5 separate regions of the Mus musculus genome follow, and all the other regions are linked to region 1. A link is a loop called in an ENCODE intact Hi-C map of the cell type or tissue named here. Cell type or tissue: heart. All regions are shown on one strand. Region 1 holds the start of Mn1 (meningioma 1). Region 2 holds the start of Gm36149 (a long non-coding RNA gene). Region 3 holds the start of Gm42155 (a long non-coding RNA gene). Region 4 holds the start of Gm36223 (a long non-coding RNA gene). Region 5 has its middle 22 kb from the start of Gm36223.

Region 1 (5,000 bases):
TCTGGTCCAGAGGCAGGCACGGGGCAGGCACGGCGTGGCCCGAGGTGCCCGAACTATGGAAGTCCGGGAGGTTTCCTGGCCGCTGCGGGCCGAAGCCCTCCGGCCCCTGGCTCTCCGCCATGTGCTCATAACTCTCTGCGAAGGGAGGCTGGCTGCCCAGGCCGCCCGCTGCACCTCCGTAGCCAAGCAGCCGGCCCCCGTGCAGACATGAGGCACCTGGATCCGGACCACCGAAGTTGCCCCCAAAGTGGGGGTGATGCTGGTGCGGGTGATGGCCTCCGGGATGGCTGTGGTGAGGCTGCTGACCGCCGAAGAAGCCATGCACAGGCTGCGCCTGCAGCCCCCCTGCGTGCAGCTCGGAGTGGCTGCGCGCATGAAAGCCGTAGGGCTCCATGTTCAAGCCCAAGATCGGGGGTTCGCCCAGAGCGCTTATTGCAGGGTCCACGGGGCCAGTAGGAGGCCCGGCGTGGAAGGCAGGAGCCTTAAAGTGGGCGTTCATGCTCAGTCCGGCTTCGTTAAAGTTCCCCTCGCCCTGACCAGCGTGCCGGCTGTTGATCTGGGGCTCGAATTGGTCCAGCCCAAACATACTTGGCGGGGGCGGGGGGGGCGGGGGGGGGGCGGGAGGGGATCAATAGGGCATGACAGCCTGCTCCGCCGCGCGCCTCCGGCCAGGTACTCGCCTCAGCCGAGGTTCCGGCGCTCCGGGACGTTCTGCACCGCGGGGCGCAGCGCTCACTGCCGCCCGGCCCAGCGCGCGGGCGCTGGCTAGGAGCTCTCTCCGCTGCTCTTCGGAACCTCGAAATCGACCCAAGCGGGCCTCTCACGTCTTGCGAGGCCGCGGCGCCTCCTGGAGCCTTGTCGGGGGGCCCATGCCCCGGGTCGATGGCACGGTCGCGGGTGGGTATGCGGAGAGGAGACCTGGAGGCCGACGAGCTGAGACAAAAAGTTAGATAGGGGGGAGGGAAGGGGACGGAAGAGCAGAATGATCACCTCTGGAGTCCGCGGCGCGGCGGCTGGGGCCGTAGCGGAGCCCCTTGGTCCTTCCCCTGCCCCGAGTCCCCGCTCCCGGGCCGCACCGGCTCCCGCACCTCCGGTCGGCCGCGGGCGATCGGCGGCGAAAGCCTCAGCGGCTCGGAAGACGGGCTGCTCCGCTCCTCATCGCCGGTGCTGGATTCACAGCAGTAGACGCGGGCGCCGGAGCGGGAACGCAGGCTGCGGGAGACGCGCGGCTCCGCGGCTCCGCGGCTCGGGCTCGATCGCCGGTCGCCGCGCGAGTTCGCGGGAGTCTCGGGCCGCGCGCGGGAGGGGAGGCGTGGGGCCGGCGGTTCCGAAGCTGTGGTTCCCGCCTCCGCACTCCACGGGTCCCCTCGGACCCGGGAATGGGCCGCGCGGGCGAGCAGGGCGCGCGGGGCGGGCGAGGCGCTGCGAGGTCCGGGATTCCGCTCCGCGTCTGCCTCTCGCCGGCGCCGGGAGAAGCAGCAACAAGTTTTGCGTTTCAGCAATCCATTCCAGCCATTACCTCTGCACCAATCAGCGCCGCCCGAGCGGGCTCGGGGGCGGGGCTCGCTCTTAAGGTGGTCCCGGGTCCCGGCTGCGCAGGCCCGGCCACCAACCCGCGCTACTCCGGGTCCGGCGCTACGGCGTTGGGGGTGCGCCCCAGGTGCCCCCGGCTGGGGAGGGCGCGAGCCTAGGACGACGGCGGGAGCCAGGCTTTGTCCGCCCCCTTCCCATTCACGCTGTTCTCAACTCCCCACCCCCAACCGGAGCCAGCGCGACCTGCGGGGTGGGCAGGGGGCGGGGAGGTGGGCGGTGAGCTGTGCGGGGCGCACAGACAATGGGGTAGCCTGGCAGAGTCCCCGGACGCGCCAGGGAAAGTCGCTAAGTGTCGCCTGTGCTGCAGCCCGGGGCAGCGCCCCAGGGAGCCGGCCCTGGCAAGTTCACGAGGTGATCGCCGAGGGGAAACACGAAGTAAGGTTGTCTCTGCGACCAGAGACTGGCTCGCTCCTTCCCTAGTCTCCCACCGTCCGCGGCTTCCGGTTCTCTGCCGCTGGCTCCACCGGGAAGAAGCCACGCACCCTCGGCCGCTTTGTGGAGCCACTTCGGGTGAGCCCGGCGCGGGAGCGACGAGGCGAGACAATGCGAAACCCTGAGGAGAGCGACGCGCAAAGGGCGCACGGGGTGGGGGCGGGGGTGGGGGCGACACCTTGCTGCGGCCACAAGCAGGCAGGCCCAGGCCCTGAAGGGCGCGAAGTTGGCCTCCTTAAAAGATCAATTAAACTGAAGAGGTCAAAGAACGGAATTGGATTGTGATACTAAAATCAATAAGAGTGATTTAATACCTACCCTATTTCATATGGAATATTTATCCCAATAATCTTACTTAAAATTGTTTAGATCTTTCTACTCCTCACGGAGTAGAGGCTGAAATCTATCTTGCAATTAAAAGTTAGAAGTTGGAGGTGATAGGAGGTGGAGGTGTTTATTCTGTGGACGCGCGCGCACCCAAGCGCCAGCATGCGTGTGCGAGTTTTCCTCTCAAAGTGTAAGTAGGGGAGGAGGGGCGGAAAGGCTTTTAATTTTCCTTGTCATGAAATAAAGCGAGACAATTTTGCTGGCAAGCCAGGATTCTTAAAAGAAGAGGGGAAAAGAAAAAAAAAAAACTTTCGTTGAAGTGCCCCCGATATCGCTATTAAATCTAAATAAAATTAAGCACGGTGTATAAAAATGCCTTCCCCCCCCCCACAAAAGAAAGTGTTTATCGCCCAAGTCTGTCTAGCGTTTGCTAAATTACGCATGAAATCTGAAATGAAATAAACGTTATAATAAAACCAACCCGGAGCCCTTTTTATTTAAAAACCTCAGATTAAGCACTCCACTGTCGCGGGCATGAGTTAAAAGTTACCGTGTCATTCGCGGCCGATTCATTACTCCCTGGAGCTTCTGAGGAAAGAAACGTTGGAAAATGGGCTCGATTTAGGAAGGGGGGGCAGGAAGCCCCAAGAGACGTCTCAAGAAATCACACACACACACCCAAGACACACACTCTTTCACACACACAAACCCATCCCCCACACACTCACTCACCCCCACCCCCACCCTCACACACTCGAAATAAAAGCTCTCAGGAAGCTGCAACAAGCTCGGGTTTTTCCTGCAGTCTACAGATTTTTTTTTCTTTTGAAATTAAAAATGAAAATTACCCCCACCAAAAAACGGGGCCCATAAATAAGCATTGGGAAGAAGTATTTGTGCAGGGTGGTGGAGTTTTAAAAGGATTTTTCTGCAGGATCAGGTTGTTGGTCTGTGATTAAATATTGATTTTGTGTAATTAGTTTTCATGCGAACTATCCTCTTGCTGATAGCTTAGAGGTTTCAGAACTAGAAAAGAAATGGAATTGGACATGGAAATTATTACTTAGCAAAGTGACAGGGAAGGAAAGCCAGCGAGAAGACAGAGGCTTTGCCTGTGTAGGCACAAAGGAAAGAGCACCCCGTTAGACACCCCCAACTAACCCTCCAGGCCCAGAGCTGAGGGCCCTTGAACCTCCTGGGCAGAAAGGGGGAAGAGTTCCGGAATAGATGTCAGGAGGAGACCCCAGGTAGCAGAGCTGTGACACCTGGTCATGTGCCTCTGTCCTGCGGACAGTAGCCTTCTAAATAGGTTGAGATGGAATGTCTTGTATTCTGGAGGGGACCGGGAGGTGGTGGGGGGGGGGCCTGTTTGGAGCACTAGGAAGAGATGTTAGGAGCTGGGAAGAAAGACTCACAGGCCTGCTGTCTGGGAAGCACTGGTTTGAGGGTTTGGGGTGTCACTCCATACTCTTTGGTAGAGGGCCCCCACATCTGAAGGGAGGAGGGGGTGGGCATATATTTTCCAGGCTCTTTCCCAGAGTCAGCACTTTGGGGTGTGTGTCTGAAAGAGGGTGGGTAGGGTCCCCTTCCTTAACACTATAAATGGACTACGCTTACATTTGTCCTTGCCCCAGGAGGCTAGCCTACACCTGTGTGTTTCTATATATGGCAGATGCATGCATCTTTGGAGGCCACTGTGGTGTGTGTGTGTGTGTGTGTGTGTGTGTGTGTGTGTGTGTGTGCACTCAAGTGGATGTTGTCTGCTCCCAGCCACCACCTCTCTCTGGGTGTGCAACTACGTATCTCTGTGCAGTTGCCTCTGCCCTTTGGGTGCCCTCACCCCTGCCCTTGTGTGCCTGATGTCCTACTGGCAGGAGGATATGCTCTTCTGCGGGGCCTTTTGCACCGCAGCTCGAACCCTCTGTGATGTGGGCACCCCTGTATATGCCTGTGTGTGCACACACCTCTGGAGCTGGCTTCTGTTTCTTTCAAACAGACACATTGCCCCCTAGTGCTCAAACGGACTCAGAGCCCCTGCCGGCACCAAGCCAGGAGCTGCAGAGCCTCAGGCATCTAGCTGGGCCTTCTCCTTCCTCTCCCCCTTCCTGTACCCCACCAACACCACCACTACTGAGCATGTTGGCACCAGCAAAGGAAGGAAGGGACACAGATGGGCTGGGGCCCTGAGGCTACTTTGGGGTGCTCTGAGCTGGTAACATGTGAGGAGCTGCCTGGAATGTCCCCTTAGCTGCTCAGAACAGCTTCCAACTGGGGCTGAAGAAGGGCTTCTGAAGTCCACATACAAAAATACGCATGCTCAAAATGCACAGCCCTGAGAGCAGGAGACACAATGCTCGTATTTGCCCATCAGCCCACACAAATCTGAAGGGTGCCTGTCAGCACACGCGCAGTAGACAGACAGGAGACAGTCCTAGGGACAGGCCAGTGAGGTGTCCTCTCATCTGGCTGTATACAGGGGGCTTCCCATCTAAAGTCTGACTTCATCTTCTCAGTGCCTTCAAGGTCCAGACCTGACCTATTTGACAGATGCCTCTCTTGGTCAAGGAATTTGCCCAGAGCAAGGTAATAGCAGATCCCAAATTCCAGTCCACAGACAGCATCCTGGGGCTACTGCCAGGCCTAAGCTA
Region 2 (5,000 bases), 75 kb before region 1:
TTTGAACACACACACACACACACACACACGAGCACACACTTGCACACACCTGTAATACACACATGCATGAACACGTGCACACACATGTATATACACATGCATGAGCACATGCACACATGTACATGAGCACACACATGCATGCACACATGTATGTATACACATGCACACACAAATACATGTACATACACACATGCACACACATGTATACACACATGCATGAACACATGCTGTAGTGACTATTCCTGGTTGTCAACTTGATTATATTTGGAATGAACTACAATCCAGAATTGGAAGGCTCACCAGTGATCCTTATCTGGAGGCTTGGAGATAGAAGTTTCTGATCTGGATCTTGGTATGGAGATCTTGAGGTATAGTGGCTATGGATTGCAGAAGATTAAATCTCCGAGTTCAAGGTCATCCAGGATTAAAGGTGTGGTGGAACACACCTTTAATCTGGGCTACACCTTCTGCTGGAGACAATATAAGGACATTGGAAGAAGAGAGTCTTGCTCTTGCTCCTTCGCCTGCTTGCTGTGTGAGACTGAGTAACTGCTAGATCCTTGGACTTCCATTCACACACATGTATATATACACATGCACACACATACACATGCACATAAGCACATGCACACACATGTATACACATGCACACAGTACACATGCATGCACACATACATTAATGCACACACATGCATGCACACACATACGCATGCATATACTCACACGCACACACACACACATGTATACATATACACGCGCACACAGGAGAATCTGAGACAACTAGACAGGAGAATCTGAGACAACTAGACAGGAGGTGAGATGGATAGGGAAAGCCTGGGGAAAGGGACTAATGGGGTGAGGGACACAGGACCAGGCAGGGAGGTCTCCACACACCATGGGTCTCCAGCTTTCTGAGAGCGTTTGATGGAGTTTCCAGAGCAGAAATCGGCAATCAGAAGCCCAGCTGCTGAAGCTAGCACACTGCATCTGCCAAATCAGTCTTACTGGGGCACCAGCTGAGCCCAGTAGGTGCACACACTCCTGGGACCATGGAAGGAGAGGGGTAGTTTTGTTCTTCCTTCCCACAGGTTGTAACCTCTGCCTCTTCTGCCTCTTTGTCCTAGAGTAAGGAGGCACAGTAGGGAGAGGTGGTGGCCGAGATGGGCTCTGGGAACAGTGGGCCAGGTTCAAAGCTCTGGCTGTGTGACCCTAACAAAGTGGCTCCACTTGTGTGTGCCTCAGTAATGAGTTCTATAAAATGGGTACAATGATTGGGCCCAACACTTGTATGTGCCTCAGTGATGAGTTCTGTAAAATGGGTGGGACGGTAGGACCCAACGCATGGATTGTTTCAAGAATAGGAAGCATGACTACATCCAAACGCTTTATTTTTGTTTTTTGTTTCATGTGTGTGGCATGTGTGCTTGTGGGTATGCATGCTTGCATGGGGGCCCGCATGTGTACATGGTATGCATACATTCTGGCAGAGCTTGTGTGTTCATGCATGTAGAGCCTTGAGGTTGCTGTCTGGAATCATCCTGACACTCTTCTGCCTTATTCTTTGAGGCGGAGTCTCAGTCCAACCCAGAGCTGCTGACATGTCTTCCTGTCCAGTCTGTTCTGCTGGGTTCTGTCTCCATCTTCCATGGCTGGGGTGCCGGGTAAGCTACCAGGCCCACTAGCACTAAAGGAGATTTAGGGGGGATCTGAACTTGGTCCTTACACTTATCAGGCAAGCATTTTAACCTCTGAGTTCATCCTCAGCCCTCAGATGCCTTTGAAGCTTGCTAGGCATCTTGATAAAGAGAAGAACCTGAGGTCTACCAGCGCTCCCCTTCATCCCTTCTAAACGAGCCGATAAACACACCTGGCATCAGGGAGATGGCAACCTGCCAACCATGGCAAGTGCCCTTTTCCCAGCTCAGACCCCAGTAGGTCATCACCATACATCTACTGCATCACCAGGGCCTGGTTGTCCATCATGCAAGTCCCTGAATCTGGACCAAACCTATCAGCTTGTCCTAATTTCCAGGCCACAAGCCAGAAACTAACTAACTCCCACCCAGCAGTCAACCCAGTGTCCAAGTCCTGAGTCACAGAGAGGCCACACTGTCCTCGTCCTCATCATGGCCTGACTCCTCCACAGCTTGGCTTCTATCCTTATGAATCCCACCCCCTAGCTTGAAGAGACCCCACTCTGGGGCATGCAGGCTACCATCAGACATTGCCCTCACCTCCCCCCACCCTGATCCAGAAGCCCTAATCCTCAGTCATCCCTTCAAAACCTATTTATAGAACACCTACTACGTGCCCAGCTTGGTCCTCAAGACCAGAGTCTACACAGGATAAGAGATCTGTGGTTTGTACTCACGAGATCACATCACCCAGGGATGAGACACTGGTGGCTTTTCCAGAACTCAGCCCAAAGAAGGGAAGAGCAGGGAAGGCTCGACTGATGAAGCAATACCTGTGGAGTAGGCTGACAACCATGAAAAGCATTCTTGAAGGAGGGGCATGCGGGCAGCAAGATGGAGGAAGGGAAGGAGGAACTGAAGATGTCAGAAGAATGGCCCCAGCTCTCTGCACAAGCCTCTTTTCCTGTCACATCTGGTGACTCCTCGACCTGGAGATGTGGGGACACCATGGACCGCTGACACACATAGTTACCAAAGCTTCAGGAGTCAGGGTTTAAATCAAGCCTCAGCTCCCTCCTACCTGACTGACTCCAACAGAGACTGACCCTCCTGGGGTCTCGGCTTCCCCAGTGGAAGATCAGTGAGGACGCCTTTCCTCTGGATATTGCAAGAGCCAAAGAGTCGACAAAGGGCTCTGTTCAGTGCCAGACTTGGTTATCTCAGCCAAGCTAGAGAATCTGTTGGCCTGGCGGCAGGCAAGGCCTAATTATAGAAGCCTGGAGACCATTCTGAGCCTCTTGTGACTCGGGACAGGGGCCAAAGAAGCTGAGCTACCCAGGGAAGGAAGGGTCTTTAAGGGTCACATGGTCTTCACTCAAAGGCAGCCAGCCTGTTGTCTCCTCCCAGCTCAGAAGGACCCAGACAGGTCATGGGGCAGTGACACAGAGCAGACACAGTGAGGGGACCAAGAGTTAGGTTGGCTGAACACTGAGGAGCCATGCAACATCTTGGTTTCTCTGTTGAAGTGGAGGTGTTCATGGGACCTTCTTTCCAGGCCTATGAAACTTCTAGATTAGGGTCTGGTACCTGCACATCCCCAGATAGACTGTTGGATGGGATGGATGGATGGATGGATGAATGGATGGATAGATACATAGATAGATAGATAGATAGATAGATAGATACATACATACATACATACATACATAGAGAGATACATACATAGAGAGATACATACATAGAGAGATACATACATAGAGAGATACAGAATACAGAGGAGGGCAATGTGTGTACAATGTACACTGTACACCATCTCTTGGTGCTTCTTAACCTTGGCTCAACAAATTCCTGCCTAGTTCTTTGTATGCCTAACTGTGTTAAACTGGACACACCCAGTGATGATGCACAAATATACCTGAGCACAGAGCCTACTCAGACCACTAGCAGGGCCTCAGAAGGCTTTGTGATATGCAGGAAGCAGCTAGAGGCTCCACAAAGTTGCCACTCATGGCTCCTTAGCCAGAGGCTTGCTGATTGCATGCCCAGCCCAGTGGGCCATCTTGTCTGTAGTTTTTCTGGGAGAGGGTGGAGGGTCCTTCCCCACCTGTCTGTGCCCTGCCCCCCCCCCATGGTAGGGATCTTTCCTCTAAGATGATCATTCACCTTGCAAACTGAGTACGCACCCTGAGTCTTCCCCTGTCCTGCTGTGAAACTTTGTGTAAGGCACACAGCCACATTAAGTCACTGCCTGGACTGTGACCTGGGCAAAAGTAATAGAAAGAAAATTCTCTGACCTGGATGTGGCCCCAGCTTGTCACCCCAGCAACTCACCAGGCTGAGGCAGGAAGATTACAAGTTTGGGGCTGGCCTGAGTGAGTTCAAGATCAACCTGAGCAAGTTAGTTGGTTCAAAATATAAATGGGATTCGTAATTCCGTGGCTGAGTGCTCCTTGGGATGCACAAAGCCTTGGATTCAATCCCCAGAAGAGAGGGCATTCTGATGAGGCTATTTGGGGGTTCACTGTAGCCATAGGTGGCATGTACTGGATCCCAGGGACTCCCCTGGAGAAAACTGTTCTTGTCGCATCCTGTCTAAGGATGTCATGGGTTCCAGCTCCAACATCATTCCTGAATGCAGAAGACGCACACTCTATATACACCCTCAGCTGGGATGAGCCCAGGATGACCCCTGCCAGGGATGCCCCAGCTCTGACTCCCTGGACGATCCCAGGACGTGCCCCTGGCAGGCCTATGCCATTCTTTTCATCCCTGAGTCTTCACCTAAAATTGAGGGAGCCCTGTGCTGAGCAGAAGAGACCACCAAGGATGTCCGCTTTCTCTAGGAGAGAGAACTCCTTGCACCCAAACTACATATCCCAGGTGGCTTTGCAGCTAGGTGGAGGTCATGTGGTTTTCTCTGGCCAATAGACTGAGAGAAGATGATGTGGATTACTTCCTGTCATGGTTGATAAACAGGTGTAACACTTTCTTTCTCCTTCCTCCCTCCAGGTGAAGACACCCTCGGGCTGGAGAATACAGAGGTCAAGAATGGAAGCATCCTAAGTGCCTCGGGGGTTTCAGGGAGGAGCACAGGCCAGCCAGAGGCTGCCTCATTAGTGGAAAGCCCATTTTTTATGGGGAAAACACTGACTAATCTTGTTGCAGCAGCCAGCGCCTAGTTACAGATCCAGCGTGGACTTGTCCCAAGTCCAGTCATGATTTTCCTCCTTGTATTACAATGGTGCAAACGGGAGGCCCGTTCAGTAGAACGTACACATTAGAATCCGCATCCTTCGCCGTTGATGCCGGACCCCAGCCCCCCCTCCCCCCAATCTGTACTCTACAGTGTGCTGGGTGCCCAGCATC
Region 3 (5,000 bases), 50 kb before region 1:
GGAGGAGGGAGGAGGAGGAGGGAGGAGGAGGAGGAGGAGGAGGGAGGGTGAGGAAGATGAGGAGGAAGGGGAGGAAAAGGAGGAAGGGGAGGAGGAGGAAGAGGAAGGGGAGGAGGAGGAGGAAGGGGAGGAGGAGGAAGAGGAAGGGGAGGAGGAGGAGGAGGAGGAGGAGGAGGAGGAGGAAGGCGGTGGAGGTGGCTGCTGAAAGCTGGAAGGGAGTCCTCATCAGAAGTCCACTCATGAGTAGCTATCCTCCAAGCAACACTGTCTTGGGGAATTCATCTCGGGGAATTGCCCCCTAACTAAGAGTCATCCCAGGTGGGCTGCTTGATGGTTTATGCCCATCTTAGCATAGGGAATGATGTCCTCACCTGGGTATCCAGCTGCTCTGCCACTGGCCAATGCTTGGCAGGAAAGACTGTGGGTTGGAGGGGCTCCTTCTTGTGCTACCAGGGGAAGCCCTCTCTGTTGAGTAAACACTTTCCAGTGTAGCCGGTATGAGGAGTTTCTCCTGCATTCCTGTAGGTAACCCCTCACCTTTGGTCTGTGGGGAAGTCCAATAAACTCATTGGTTACCCAGAGGGAACTTTGGCGGACTCCATTTGTCACTGAACCCTGGGAGGAGGGGTAGATGTTTTACTTCTCCCTCAAGGAAGGAATTTTAGCAACACCCACTGTGTGACTTTTAGCAACACCTACTGTGTGACATCTTTGTTGTTCTCGGGTTTTCTGTGGTTTGGGGGTTATTTTGTTTGGGGTTTTGTTTTGTTTGTTTGTTTGTTTTCTGGTTGGTTTTCTTTTTTGTTTTTTGTTTTGCTTTGTTTTATGATCCAATGAGTTCCACTGGGGTTGCTAAAAGAAGCCCGGACAGCTTGCTGGTGGCTCCCCACTGAAGAAAATGCCTCTCTTCAGCTTCTGTTAGCCTCAGCAAGGGCAGGGCTTCCCCTTGATCTTGGGGGTGCAGCCCTCCACCCCCAGTCAAAGGAGATGCTTTTGTGTTGTCTACACCTCCTTGCAGGTGTCATGACTGATTGTGCCTTGGTTTGAGGAACAGAAAGTCAACCCTGTGCCGCACAGAGGAGCCAAAAGCCAAAGCGTAAAGAGGCGGGACAGTGGCCTTTCAGTCCACCTACGTTGCAGAAGTCACACACACCAGCTATGAGAGATAACACCTGAGGGTAGGCTCTGTGTCTTCTAGCCATTTGGCCTTTGGCAAGTCACTCAGCTCTCAAGCCAAATGGGGATTAAAAAGAGTGTCTGCTTCAGGAAGCCACAAGGAGCTACAAGAAACTGAAGTGGCCAATGTTCCTGAGGTGAGGATCCCATTAATATTTGGGTACTACCAGGGACCCCAGAAAACTCACGGCAGAAGTGGCTTTGGTATAAATGACTGCCAGAAGACCTGGAGTGAATGTCCAACAGCAGTGCACCTCTGTATGTTTGTGAGACAGAAGGTGACAAATACCCTCTCCAGAGTTACTGGGGGGGGGGGGGTGTAAAAGACCCCAGAGCAGTGGTTCTCAACCTGTGGGTCGCAACCTCTCATGGGGGGAGGGTGGCTGTACTGTGAGGCACTGTAGTAAAGGGTCAAGGCGTGAGGAAAGTTGAGAACCACTGCCCCAGAGGCTCAGCTACTGTTGTGTCATTGTGTCATATGGAGTGCAGCCAGACAGGTGGTTCTGATGAGCAGCAGGTACTGATGTTGACTCTGGCTTCCAGAGGCAAGAAGCAAGAGCCACCAAGGTGCCATGGGTCCATCATCCATACCATCACCACCATCAGCACGGCCACCATCATAATCACAATCACCATCATAATCGTCACCACCATAATCACCATCACCACCATCATCTCCATCAGTATCACCATCGTCATCACCATCACCAGCACCAGCATCACCAATGGCCATACACAGAGCCTAGTTGGCAGACTGACACTGGTCACTTTATCTCAAAGCCACCCTTCCTTAGGCAGGGACACTGGTGGACTCTTTCCTGACTCTGTCACTATTCCCTCTGTCTGCCAAACCGTTGCTCCTGCTCACCGAGTCCCTGCCACCAATACGGTGGATTCCCATACATCATGTGATGCTAAGACTCCCCTGGGGGTCTCCTCTGACTTCTCACCCTACACAAGGACTTCCTTCTCAGACACACCCACTCCCCCGGGTCTCCAGGATGAGATTCCACTGTGGTCTTCCAGTCCCCGTAGGTGCTGGCTGTCTGCAGAAGGGAACCTGGCTGGCTTCTTCACCCATAGCTGTGCCCCGCCCCGGCAGGCCTGCAGTGGCTTGGGTGTGTTCACATAAGGGAGCCGAGCAAAAGAGACCTTAGCACAGGCTGGAGGTGCCTTCCCAGTGCCACAGGAAGAACCAGATGGCCGCAGGTTCCCTTGGGAATTAGGAAATAATTATCACAGAGGCTGGGGTGTGGCAATCTCCCGTGGGAGAGCCATTGTTGGCCACACGCAAGGCCCTGGGTTCCATCCCCAGCGCCACAAAAAGCAAGGCTACACACAAAATCCCTCCTGTCCGTCCCACGAGGCAGCGGGGGGGGGGGGGGACGACGGGGGGGCGACCTCCTTTTCAGGACCCGCTTCCCCAGGGGCCACATGACAGGGACAGGCCTCTTGGAAGAGACTCCTGCCCCCACCGAGCAAGGAAGCCTGCACTTTCAGGGCCTTTGCCTTTTATGGCTGCCGTGACATCATTTCTCCTTCTCCAGCAGACATTCCCATGCGGATCCGCCCCCACCCCTTCCTGTCGGTTGGGAGGACCGATTTCCTGGACCAGACAATGGCTGCTTGTGTGCACAGACCTTTAGCTGAGGAACAGCAGCCTGCACAGCCGGACCTGTGGGGACCAGAGCAGCCCTGCTCAGGGACACGCTGCTCCCCCCAGCCCCACCCATGCAAGGCTCTTGGGAAGACAGAAGCAGACTTTCCAAGCACGCCACATGCAGGAAGTCCTGGGGCCTGCAGTCAGTGCCCGCACAACCTCCTTCCACTCCTCCCTTCGTGGGAGCCCAGGCCTGGAGCGCCTGGTGTGGGGAGTTACAGTTAAGAGACTGGAGTCTCAGAAGAGACTTTGGACTTTTAAACAGTGTTGAGGTTGTGAAAGACTATGGGGACTTTTGAAGTCAAATGCATTTTGCATTATGTTATGGCTGCAAACCCACAGAGCAGCCAGGGAGAGAAGCGTGGTGTTTCTGAAGAATTGCTCCCAAGGGCTCGTGGATTTGAATGTTTGGTCCCCAGCCGGCAGAGCTGTTTGAGAAGGATTAGGAGGTGTGGTCTTGCTGGAGGAGGTGTGTTATTGGGAGCTGACTTTGAGCTTTCAGAAGCCCATACCACCAGGCTTCGAGTCTCTATGTCTGTCTCTCTCTCTGTCTCTCTGCCAGTCTCTGTCTCTCTGTCTTTCTGTCTCTGTGTGTCTCTGTGTCTGTCTGTCTCTCCCTCTCCCCCTCCCCCTTTCCCTCTTTCTTTGTCGTTCCCTTTCCCTCTCCCTCCCTCCTCGGCCTCCCTCCCTCCCTACTCATGGATCTGATCTAAGCTCCCAGCTATACTGCTCCAGCAACATGTTTACCTGCCTCCTGCCATGCTCCCCACCACCATGACAGTCACCCTCTGAAACTATAAGCAGGACTTCAATTAAATGCTTTCTTTTATAAGCTGCCCTGGTCATGGTGCCTCTTTACAGCATTAGAACAGTAACTACTATTATCGAGAGTAGTAGTATTTGTCCCAGATAACTACACATTAAAAACATGGATCAACAGTGACTAGGTAAACAGACTGTGGTATGTCCATACAGTGAAATACTACTCAGCAATAAAAAGGCAGCAATTATTGTGGATAGGACAACTTAAAGCATTATACAGAGGAGAAGGCATAGTTGGGTGTTCCTGTCAATGTCCATGCCATTAAAGGTCCCAGAGTAGATGCAGCTGCTCTGCATTGCACAGTGTTGGAGGGGATCTATCCAGGGATGGTTGGGAAAGAATTTTGTAGAGAGCTCATCCCCATGGAGGTCTGTTTGTGAAAGTAGCAAATTACACACTTAGGGTCTGTGTGCTCTGTTTTGTGTAAGTCATACTCCAGCTTTTAACTCTGGCTTTTCTTCTCAGTGCTGGGATTGAACTCAAGCATGTACTCTCCTGAGGAGCTATGTGCCCAGTCAAGACTCAGATCTAAAATGTGACAAGGGTCACCACTGGGATTAACAACAAACAAAGGCTAATAATCAGACTCAGGGTGAAGGTGATTACCATGCGAGCCTGGACAACCTAACTGATCTCCAGGACCCATGTAAAGGTGGAAGGAGAGAAATGACTTCTTAGGGTTTTCCTCTGAGTGTCACATGTATACCACATGTACACCACATGTGTATCACATGTGCATCACATGTGTACTGGCGAGTTTTGTGTCAACTTGACACAGCTGTAGTTATCACAGAGAAAGGAGCTTCAGTTGAGGAAATGCCTCCATGAGATCCAACTGTAAGGCATTTTCTTAATTAGTGATCAAGGGGGAAAGGCCCCTTGTGGGTGGTGCCATCTCTGGGCTGGTAGTCTTGGGTTCTATAAGAGAGCAGGCTGAGCAAGCCAGGGGAGGCAAGCCAGTAAAGAACATCCCTCCATGGCCTCTGCATCAGCTCCTGCTTCCTGATCTGCTTGAGTTCCAGTCCTGACTTCCTTTGGTGATGAACAGCAGTGTGGAAGTGTAAGCTGAATAAACCCTTTCCTCCCCAACTTGCTTCTTGGTCATGATGTTTGTGCAGGAATAGAAACCCTGACTAAAACAAATTGGTACCAGCAGAGTGGGGTATTCCTGTGACAACCTGACCATATTTTGGGGAGGACTATGGAAGGACTTTGGAACTTTGGGCTTGAAGATCCATTCATTGTTAAGAGCTCTGTCAGATGTTGTGTAGGAGCTTGGAAGATAATGTTGACAACAGTGCAGAAGATGGAGGTCTGGTTTGTGAAATTTCAGAGGGAAAA
Region 4 (5,000 bases), 93 kb before region 1:
GCAGAGGATCTTGAGCAGTTCAGGGGACAGTGGTTTGATTTTTTTTTATGCCTGCGCCAAGCCACAGACATTGAGGGGGTGTGTCAGAGTAGCACTCCCAGTCGGGGAAGCACGGAGGCTCTGAGCAAAGCCCTATGCAGCAGGCAGCACATGTGTAGACGCTGCTAGTCCTTGCCCAGGGCCGTGAAGCTTCCCCTTTGCATGTTTATTAGCAGATCCACAGGATTCCTTCAGATGGTCTCAGACTCTTCTATGGAGACAAATGAGAGAGCACAAGAAGCGGGTGGACACAGTTCAGGAGACGAGATAGGTGTCTAGGTCGGAAGTGGCGATGCCAGTGTGGGTCACTCCCCCAGACTCTCTTTTCTCATCCACAAAATGGACTGGATCAGAGCCATCCTTGGGGATAAAGGACCCTGTGGCCATCACTGCCTTGCAAATACTTATTTTTATCCTTGAAGTTATGTGTTGTGAGAGCCAAGAGGACATGGCAGATATACCCAAGACAAAGAAGGACAAACAGAAAAGTTTCGCTTGCTCTCTCTCTCTCTCTCTTCTCTCTCTCACACACACATACACACTCACAGTGCACACATACTCATACATACACATACTCACACTACACACACATACTCACACATTCACATGCATACACATTCACACACAACCACACACTCACATACACACATAAACTCAAACATATACAACACACTCACACAATACACACACACACTCACATACATATACACACACATACACACATTCACATACATATACACACATATACATACATACTCACACACAGCCACACATACACTCACACACATACACACATTCACATACATACACATATACACACATAATCAAACACAACCACATATACACTCACACACATTCTTATACAAACATATACATATATACATCCACATATGCACACATACATACACACATACACACACATATATACACATACACACATACATACACACATTCACACACATATTCAGACACACACTCACACACATTCACACACACTCACATACACACACACACACACTTTCTGGCACTGAAATCGCAGGCACGTACCATGACATCAGCTTCAGTTCATTTTCTGGTTGCTGTTTTGCCCTAAATTTACTTCCCACGAGGCCCGGAAATCTGCAGCCACCAGAGTGTGCAACACTCTTCCTTAGGCCTTGGGAGACTTCTGACACTTCTAACCTTTCCTTTCAGGGTTCTGGCCCCCTGCAGATTGTGCACGGGCTGTGGTCATGGTCATCCCTCCCCCATCCCGTTCCAGCCCTGTCACAGGGCCTTTTCTCCTACCTGGCTCTAGCTCTGGGCAGAACCTCACCACTACCTGTGGATTACCTGCATCTCCAGCCTCTCTCTTGTCACAGGTGCGAGGGGTGGCTCCCCAGGGTGCCACTGGGGCCACACCCCAGCCTTGGGCTCTCCATGCTCCCTAAGTACCACTGGCAGATGGTTTCCTTCTGCCACATGGTATCACAGGTGTGTGCACCCCCTCCATGTTCTTCAGTGAGCACAGAGTGTGCCGCAGTGCAGCTACTTCATTCTGTTCTCACCAGAACCCTTGGACATAAGCGTTGTGAAGATCTGCATCCTGTGTGTAGGGGAAACAAACACAGAGCAGTTTGTTCTCTTTCTCAAGGTCACACAGCATGCAGCAGAGCTAAAGTAAGACACCCCCTCCCCCCAACAGACTGGCCACAGCCAAGACCTAGAACATATTCAAGCCTTCCCCTGGGAAACCTTCCCCAGAAGGACTCACCTACCCTTCTACCCCATTCACAGCTGCCAAGTCAAAGCCTGGGGGGTGGGGGTGGGGTCATGAAGTGGGTCTCTTGTTAGCTGTGTGGCTCCTGATTAGTCATGTCCCTCTCTGGGCTTGTATTTCCTGTGGAGGCTATCTCGGGGTAACGCAGGGGACAACTAGGCTTCAGACTGACTTGGTGGCTGCTGCTGCTGCTGCTTAGGGAAAATCTAGGGAGTCTTCCATGGGTCCATGACTAAGCCCATCTGTTTCACATCCATCACTGTAGGGACAGGGACAAGGGTCCAGGTCCCTGAGCTCCAGACCAGTGTGACAGCTCCTTCACAAAGGATAGTGCCCAGCAGGGCAGAGCAGCTCACTCGCTGCCTCCTGCCCACAAGACCTCCTCACCCCAGGACCACAGCCCTCTACCCACACCCTTCCTTCCTCCACAGGAATGCCTGGAGGGGCTGGGCTAGTCCCAGCTCACCCAAGCTGTGACCTTGAACAAAGTCTTTTGTGTGGCCAGAAGCAGATACCATTGTCCCAGTGACCCTTGGGGGTGGCCAATGATAGAAGCTGCCCTCTAAAACCACGAGGTGGTGCTCACATCAGATCTACACCTGGGAAACGAGGCACAGAGCAGACGGGGACCTGCGTGGCAGCTACCTCGTGTCTAGTGCATGTGGGCAGCAGGTACCCACAGTTCTCCCTCACAGGTTCCAGTGAACAGTGAACTCTCAAACGGCCACGTGTTTCTCTCTGCCAAAAGCCTGCCCAGGGCTCCAGCCACCTGCAAACAAAGACTACAACTAAGGGGCTGCCACCCGCCCTCACCCTCAGGCACGCATGAGAGAGATATAGCTGTATCACATCGCCGTGGCCAAGCTGTGCGACTCTGACCGAGAGCACCTTGCCTCTGGGGACTGCTTTCCCCTCATCCATCCTTAAGGCCAGCACAGTGGACCACACAGCCTCTGTGGCTCAACCCGGGACCCATCCACAGAGCTGACAGATGACTCCCTCCAGATGAGGAAACCGAAGCTCAAAGAAACGGGAAGCTGCGCACCCCGAGTCAGGAAGCCCATCCAGGGCTCGGCAGAGGATGTGGGTGTTCGTGGGGCATAGGTGTTTCCTGCCCAGAGCCCGAGGTGGGGGCGGGGCCAGCCAGAGGGGAGGGGTAACTCTTTCCTGCCCGGGGGCCTCCCCTTCCACTCTCTCCCTTCCCCCGCCGAGGCTGCCAGACAAAGCGTCCTTTATCAAGATTGTGGCTGCGTGCGTTCTTCGGTGACACATGGGGACAAAGGAGGGGACCAGGAGTGACAGCAAAGCCTTGCTATCCCACAGCAGTCTGAAGTCTTCCCACGCCCCACCCGCCTCACAGGCCTCCCCAGGGCCTTCCAGCTTCCCTCCCCCAGGGCTCCGGAGGGTCTCCCGGGGCAGAGCACAGTCTCCTGCAACAGGAGCATGATAAGGCTATCTGCCTCCCAGCTCCAAGAACCTCAGTCTTTCTGCCTGTAAACCAGATGGGTGTTTGAAAGACCCCCTAAGCAAACACACTGAGAGGGGAGCGGGGGGGGGGGGCAGTTGGTACTGCTGTGTTTCATTTCCCGCCCTTCCTGCATTTCTCCTGTCCCCAGAGCTTTGCCCATACTGTCTCACTGGCCAGGACCCTTCCTCCCCTTTAACCTCTCCATATCTCTCTACAACAAGGTCCTCACCATCCCTCACTCCTCCAGGAAGCCCACCCTGACTGCAGTGTAGCCGCAGTACTGGGTGATTTGTTGACACATGGACATTCTTGCCCTCTGTCCTTCCTCAAGACCCACAGTCCCTTAACTGTCCCTATCCAATGACACAGTAACACACTGTCAGATCCCCCTTAAGGGCAAAACCAGGGCTTGCTTGTTTTTCCTCCTCAGACCTGGGACAATGCCTAGCCAAACTCAGACCATGCTTTTGATGACTAGATGGGTGAAGAGGTAACAAATGGATGGAAGGATGGATATTAGGTAGGTGGATGGATGGGTGGATAGTTAAACAATGGATTAGTGGATGACTGGATAGGTAGATAGGTGGATTATGAGTGGATGGATGGATGGATGGATGGGCGGGTGAATGCATGGATGGATTAATGGATGGATGGTGGATTAATGAATGGATGGATTGGCTATATAATATATATATATATATAGAGAGAGAGAGAGAGAGAGAGAGAGAGAGGATGAATTGATGGGTAGATAGGTGGATGGGTGGATGGATGGGTGGGTGGGTGGATGGGTGAGTGGATGAGTGAATGGGTAGATGGAAGTCTAGTTGGATGGATGGGGGCATGGGGGATGAGTGGGTGGGTAGGTGGATGGATGGATGGATGGATGGATGGGTTGGTTGGTGACTGGGTAGTAGCTAAGTGGATGGATAAACATGAGTAAATGAAGAAATGGGTTGGTGGAGGGATGGAGGATGCGTGAATGGGTGGATAAATGGATGAGGGGTGGAAGGATGGGTGACGGACTGATGAAGGATGGTTGGACAGATAAACAGGTAGGTGAATGAACGGATAGGTATATGGGCAGACGGGTGAGTGATGGAGAGATGATCATCTAATGGATAAATGGAATAGCCAGATGGGTGTGTGGGACTGTTTCCATATTTACTAGGCAAATAAAGGAAGGGAAAGAGGAAAGGGAAGGAGATGCTGGGAAGGGAGAGCAGGTGTCTTCCTAGGGCACAGGATAGCCAGCAGGAGAGGGGCTGATCAGTCCACAAAGCCATGGCTGCACCACTGACCCTCTCTTCCCATTTGTGCTCCCCTCAGAGGCTGGACTATGGAGACAGTAGAAAGCCTCAGAGTTTCCACAGTAAAAAAAAAAAAAAAAAAATGCTGGCGGTTGAAAAGATAGCTCAACAGTTATGAGCACAGGTTGCTCTTATAGAGGACCTGTGCATCCCACAGTCTCTCCCCTCCCAGGCTCCCTGGTCCAGATCTCTCAGCAGACAAAGGCCACACAGGTTCTATCAAAGCCGCAACAAAATCTGGACCAAGAAGTTTTCACTACTCCCCTTGTATCATTTATACAGTCACCTCTGTCTACCAGGCATGTGGGAAGCACACAGAAAAGAGAAACTGAGTCTAGTTCCCATGGGAGTTCATAACTTGACCAAAGCTTGAGAAACCCAAGTGCAGGTGGTTCTAGACCAGAGAAGGTCTCTCAGGCCACCGCTG
Region 5 (5,000 bases), 110 kb before region 1:
GTCAAGAGGAAAGAAAGTCCAGGGTTTTCTATGCAGCTGGGCAGACACTGTCCATCTGTTTGTCTGCCCACCTATCCGTACAATTCATATGCCTATCTGTCCATCCATCTATTCAATTCATGATTTTACCAGCCTTCATAACACAACTAAACAGCTTAGCCCAGCCCCCCAGGTTCATAGGCCAGAGTGGAATAAATTGCTTCAGATGTGTGTTTGAGGGTTTCTAAGCTGGTGACAGAAGCCCCCATTGCTTTCTGACTTCTGACCTGAGTCCCCAGAAACAGCTTAGGCCACTACCTAACCGGGATGGAAAATGGGCCCACCTGATAGCCATCTTTAGAACTTTGTGCAGAGCTGCAGAGGAGCCGGCCAAGTCAGGTGGGTACCGGAGTCAGGGTACAGCTGATCTCAACTCTATTTTAGTTTCTGGTATGTCCCTGGAAGGCCTGGGGTGGGAGGCTGGGGTTTTACGAGAGGGATTTGCAAGGCTATTTTCAGTAAGGATGGAGGACCAGTGAGGCCCTCTCCAGTCCAGCAGGCATAGAGGCTCAGAAACCTAATCTTGGCCATCACCCACCCAGGAGCAGAGCTGAGCTGGCATCTGCTCCTGAACAGTTTGCAGGCAGAGCTCCAACTGATGAGGACAGGGCCTGACCCATCCCACAGACAGGGACATCGAGGCTTGGAGAGGCTGGCACCATAGCCCTGCTCTTCCCCAGGTCCCAGGACAATAAGCTATTTCTGTTCCAAAAGCTGTCCCAGGCCTGGCCGGTGCCGCGCCAAGCCACCATTAATCAGAAATGGCGATACATCATGCTGCCAACAGGCAGGATGGTGGTAGGCGCCTGTGTGTGCCAGGCTCCACTCCAAGCACAGCACAGATTTCACCATCAACCTGTTTTTGCCCTCCAGAACACACAGAGAACAGGGCTGTGCCCATTAGACAGAAGAGATTTGGTCATCACGCTCCTGGGAGACAGACAGAAGACTTGAAGTTCAGCAATCCCCCTGCCTCTGCAAGCCCCATCTATCCTAACACTGTACCCCGTGGCTGTGATCTGAGGATGACAAGATCCGAGACATCCTTGGGCAGCTTCACACTGAGATAGAAATAAACCCAAATGAACTATGAAATGGGGCCATAAATAAAGCCTGGAATTGAATTCTACCCTGAGTTGGCTTGGCTGTAGCCTCCCCTGGGGTCATTGGCCTTCCTGAACCTCAGTTTACCCTTCTGAGAAATTGGAGCCCATCTTCTCACCCTATATGCTCCCCCAAACAACATCATCATCATCAACAACAACAAAACGATTCTCTCTGTGGTCAGATTTGGAATCTGGAGCCCAGAAGACAGGCAAGGCTGGGGTTGAATGAGCACTTAGAAACTGTCCCAGTTCAAAGGACAGTTAAAAGGGCAGAGGGCTCTCTGCCTCCCACACAACTTTTCTCAAGAACGGAAATCAGGAGAGCATGAATCCAGGGTGTGACCTGTAACAGCTGTGCAGCCTTGAGCTAGTAACCAAACCTCTCTGAACCTGCCTCTTCTCAGCCTCAGAGTAGGAGGACAGCCACAACCAGGGTTGTGAGAAGCCAGTAGAGGGTTCCTGTAGGGTTCCTTTGTAAGAAGGCACCAGCAGCTCAGGTGACAGCAAGGACCAAATAAGCATGATCCCCACCGCCCACACCACTTCCTTGCTCACTTGCACAATGGTTGAGCAGAAGCAATCCCACTGTTCCATGTCACCCATAAGTCTGAGAAAGAGCCAATATGGGGGTCGAAGTAGGGTCCCCCGGGACGTGAGGCAAGGGAAAGTGCAGGGCTGATGCTGGCGGACCAATGGAAAGAGGACTAGTGAGCACACACTGAGAAGAAAGGCCAAGTGAAGGAGCCACGCAAGGGAGCGCATGCAGCTGCAGCCCATGTGGGAAGGGAAGCTCTTCCCTGCAAGGCTTGCAGGAGTGAGTGAGCGTTTTTCTCTGCCCGTCCCATTAATCTGTTTGCTGTGTCCTGTTCCCGCCCTCCCACCTCCTGTGCCTGTTCATCCCGGGCTCACTCCCTCTCCTGAGGGCTCCACGGGTCATTAAAACCGAAACAAGTCCGGCTCTGATGGTTAAACCAGATGCCAGGCGCGTCCTGCCGGCCCCTCTCGGGGTCAGACCGTGGGGGGCCTAGGTTCCCAAGGGGGACGGGCCAGACGAGGGGAAACCCAACCCGAGACACATGGAGATCATTTGCCAGAAGAATGGGATCCGTGACCAGCTCCAGCAGAGGGCAAGGAGGGAGAGAGGGGGTAAGGGCATTGGGGCCAGGCCAAACTGGGCGCCACCCTGTGCTGAGACTGGCTCAGCCCAGTGCAGACTCCTTCCCTCCCCCATCTCACCAAACTCGGCCAGGCCTCCAGGCCCTCCGGCCCCCCTGTGTCCTCTCCAGTGTGCCAAGGACTGAAAGAAAGCATTCGCAGCCTCTGACCCCCTGAGCAGCTCGGGCCCTCAACAGATAGCTGATACATAGAAGATGAAAACCAAGGCTCAGAGAGGTCATGTGATTTTCCAAAAGACACACAGCAAATCAGTCAGGATTTTCCCAGAAGGCTCTGGGTAGCGTGTTCACTAAGAAGGGATGGAGTGACCTGGTCACTATTTGACAAACCTTTCACACTGTACCTTCATGCCCCCTGAGATACGTCTCCCGCCCATGGCTGGCCCCCATTTGCTTGTCCATTTCTTTAATAACAGTTGTGTTCAATACAACTCAGGTCCCATACGTTTACCTGCACAAGCTGGATGGTGGTTCTGATACATTGTATCATTTGTTTTAACTTTTGGTAAATTATAACATTTGTCATTTGAAATTCCCCTCACTGTTTAGCCCAGCCTGACCTTAGACTCTCAGCAATCCTCCTGACTCAGCCTTTACATCTGATAGTTTTGAGCTTATTTGGTGACATCTGAGTGGCACCAATTCATTCCTGACAGCACCCAGCTCTCACCTTCAAGTGTCTCACACTAGTCTCCTGCCTCCCATGTACCAAGTTCTGATTCTCTTTTTCCCTCTGTGGTTGCTTCAGGCTCCACTTTCTTGTCCATGAACCTGCAGCCGATGGGTACCAAGTAACTGAACCTTCCAACTGTCACGACCATTTGCAACCTTGTTACCCCTCTGGAGGGAAACCATGAGGTCATAGGATGAATCTATAATGGGTGTCCTCACCATCCCTGAACCATAGCTCAGCCTGCACAAGGTGGTGGGGAACCAGCCCCCATCATCTCTTGCTTGGACACCTCACTGCCCCACTGCCTCTGCCTCAGCTCTTCCACTGGCTCATCCCAGCCACCAGTGACCCCTGCCTAGACCCACATTGCTCTCTGAAGACATTTGTTAGGAGCCATATTCACAGTGGAACTGCTTATGTCCCGTGTCTGCCTCTATCCACCAAGCACAACTCATCCCTCACATGCTATCTGCTGACTTATCTGATCCTGTGGGTGCTTTGGGACTGGAGATTGTATCTGATGTGTATCTCCCCAGGGTCCTGAGAGCACAAGAGGTCCTCTATAAGTAAATATCGCTTGTTGAAAAAAAGAAATTGAGGCTCAAAGAACCGGCCTGTCTGAGGAGGCACAGTCAGATGCAGAGTGACCAGAAATGGCTCTGTCTGCAGAGACAAGTCAGCCAGGTGCCCAACAGGTGCTCACCGCACAGCACCATCGGACTGCCTTGGAGTCAGCTCAAACCCTGCCTCTAGCTTGTTGGACCTCTCAAGACTGTTGCCCTCTCTGTGCCTTGATTACCACAGTCTTAAAAGGCGTGATCCCTAGTCCCTGCTTGGTGGAATTTGGTGGTTATTTGCCCCCATTTCCCCTTCCTAAGATCCCTTGTCCCAGCTGGCCCCTCCTGCCCGCAGGTTAGATGGACACAGTGGGGGTTGCAGGCAGGGAAAGCCACCGCTGGCAGCTCTTTCCCCTGAAAGGGGCCCCTCAGCCCCTCAGGCCTAGCTTCATATCAGGAACAAAGACCTTGTGGACATTCAAAGCAAAGCTCTGGGCTGGAGGCCAGAGTGGGCGGCCACAGAGATGGCCACGGGGCTCGTGGCGGGATGGCCAGTGACTGGAAGCTGTCCCTATCCATCAGTCAGCGGTGACAGCTCCTGGGGCCTTGCAGCCCCCCTATGGTCCAGCCAGCTGACCCTCCTCCTTCCCTGCCTCGTGGCCCCAGCCAGTGACCTGAATAGCAGATCCTTGTGAGCAGTGACAAGCCTTTGCTCCAGGCTTCTGCTCCTTCCCGCTACATCCCAAACACAGAGAGAAATGAGACAGACACCCATACCACACTTACCCTGCTGGGGAACTGAGTCCTAGGAGTCCAGCAGATGGAAAGAACTTGGCTTGGCCTGCAGACAGCCCACTGAGTGCCCTGGGCATGCCTTGCTTCCTATCTGGGCCTCAGCCCCAACACACACACACCACACATGCACATACACATATACACACAGCACACACATTCACATGCACATACACACAACACACATACACATATACACAACACATACAGATACACACAGCACACACATGCACATACATACAACACACATGCACACACACATGCACACAATACACATATATACACAACACACACATGCACACACACATATACATACACACATCCATATCCACACACACGTGCACACTTTGTGGTTGGATTGTCATCTCCAAGCCTTTGTGGATCTGGTGATGCTGGAGTAGTTGGTGTGTACCACAGAGACATGGTGCTGCTGATGGGCTCAGGGGACTCTGCTTACTCTTGCTGTGGTCCCCAGACAAGTTATTGAATGTCTCTGCGCTGTGTCCCCCTGCTAGACTGTAAAAGCAAAGGGGGAAATAGGGTTGGTGTAGGGAAAGGCTTCTGGGCAAAGGAAACAGCTGGGGTGGATGCTCAGAGTCCAGACCACATTGAGAGCATTTCAGGCATGTGGTGGAAGCCACTCTACCTATAGCAGGGC

What was found. Hi-C counts contacts between places; a loop is a spot of excess contacts. Peaks named below come from ENCODE experiments on the same cell type or tissue, not always from the same donor. Only the 100,000 strongest peaks of a DNase experiment are listed, where the experiment ranks them.
Region 2: it touches region 1 in a loop (4-fold over the local background); 5 of 42 quality-filtered maps call a loop at or near these places.
Region 3: it touches region 1 in a loop (4-fold over the local background); 6 of 42 quality-filtered maps call a loop at or near these places.
Region 4: a loop joins it to region 1, with 7 times the contacts of the local background. A loop is called at or near these places in 13 of 42 quality-filtered maps.
Region 5: it touches region 1 in a loop (5-fold over the local background); 4 of 42 quality-filtered maps call a loop at or near these places.

What each region holds. Positions count from the first base shown.
Region 1 is chr5:111,413,752-111,418,751 of GRCm38, reverse strand. It overlaps Mn1 (meningioma 1), which reads right to left and starts at 1,452. Exons shown (of 3, transcript NM_001081235.2): 1 at 1,089-1,452; 2 at 1-933. The coding sequence starts at 586. In heart, CTCF peaks have their summits at 1,477, 2,495 and 4,371 (motif pointing left); DNase peaks (open chromatin) are centred at 123, 831, 1,541 and 4,371; H3K4me3 peaks cover 3,157 bases; H3K27ac peaks cover 3,353 bases; H3K27me3 peaks cover 414 bases.
Region 2 is chr5:111,488,756-111,493,755 of GRCm38, reverse strand. Gm36149 (a long non-coding RNA gene) reads right to left here and starts at 2,876. Exons shown (of 3, transcript XR_389520.4): 1 at 2,716-2,876; 2 at 2,468-2,623; 3 at 1-1,684. In heart, no CTCF peak of the experiment used is centred here; DNase peaks (open chromatin) are centred at 2,075 and 2,935; H3K4me3 peaks cover 742 bases; H3K27ac peaks cover 2,271 bases.
Region 3 is chr5:111,463,954-111,468,953 of GRCm38, reverse strand. It overlaps Gm42155 (a long non-coding RNA gene), which reads right to left and starts at 526. Exons shown (of 2, transcript XR_880574.3): 1 at 372-526. In heart, a CTCF peak has its summit at 2,962; DNase peaks (open chromatin) are centred at 2,343 and 2,783; H3K27ac peaks cover 1,864 bases.
Region 4 is chr5:111,507,217-111,512,216 of GRCm38, reverse strand. It overlaps Gm36223 (a long non-coding RNA gene), which reads right to left and starts at 2,939. Exons shown (of 2, transcript XR_880575.2): 1 at 1,372-2,939; 2 at 1-250. RefSeq lists an enhancer at 1,724-3,583. In heart, a CTCF peak has its summit at 2,352 (motif pointing right); DNase peaks (open chromatin) are centred at 2,236 and 2,926; H3K4me3 peaks cover 1,528 bases; H3K27ac peaks cover 3,034 bases.
Region 5 is chr5:111,528,388-111,533,387 of GRCm38, reverse strand. No RefSeq gene overlaps it. Among named protein-coding and RNA genes, the nearest start is that of Gm36223, 22 kb to the right of the region's middle. In heart, a CTCF peak has its summit at 2,318 (motif pointing right); DNase peaks (open chromatin) are centred at 507 and 2,157; H3K4me3 peaks cover 1,007 bases; H3K27ac peaks cover 3,021 bases; H3K27me3 peaks cover 1,564 bases.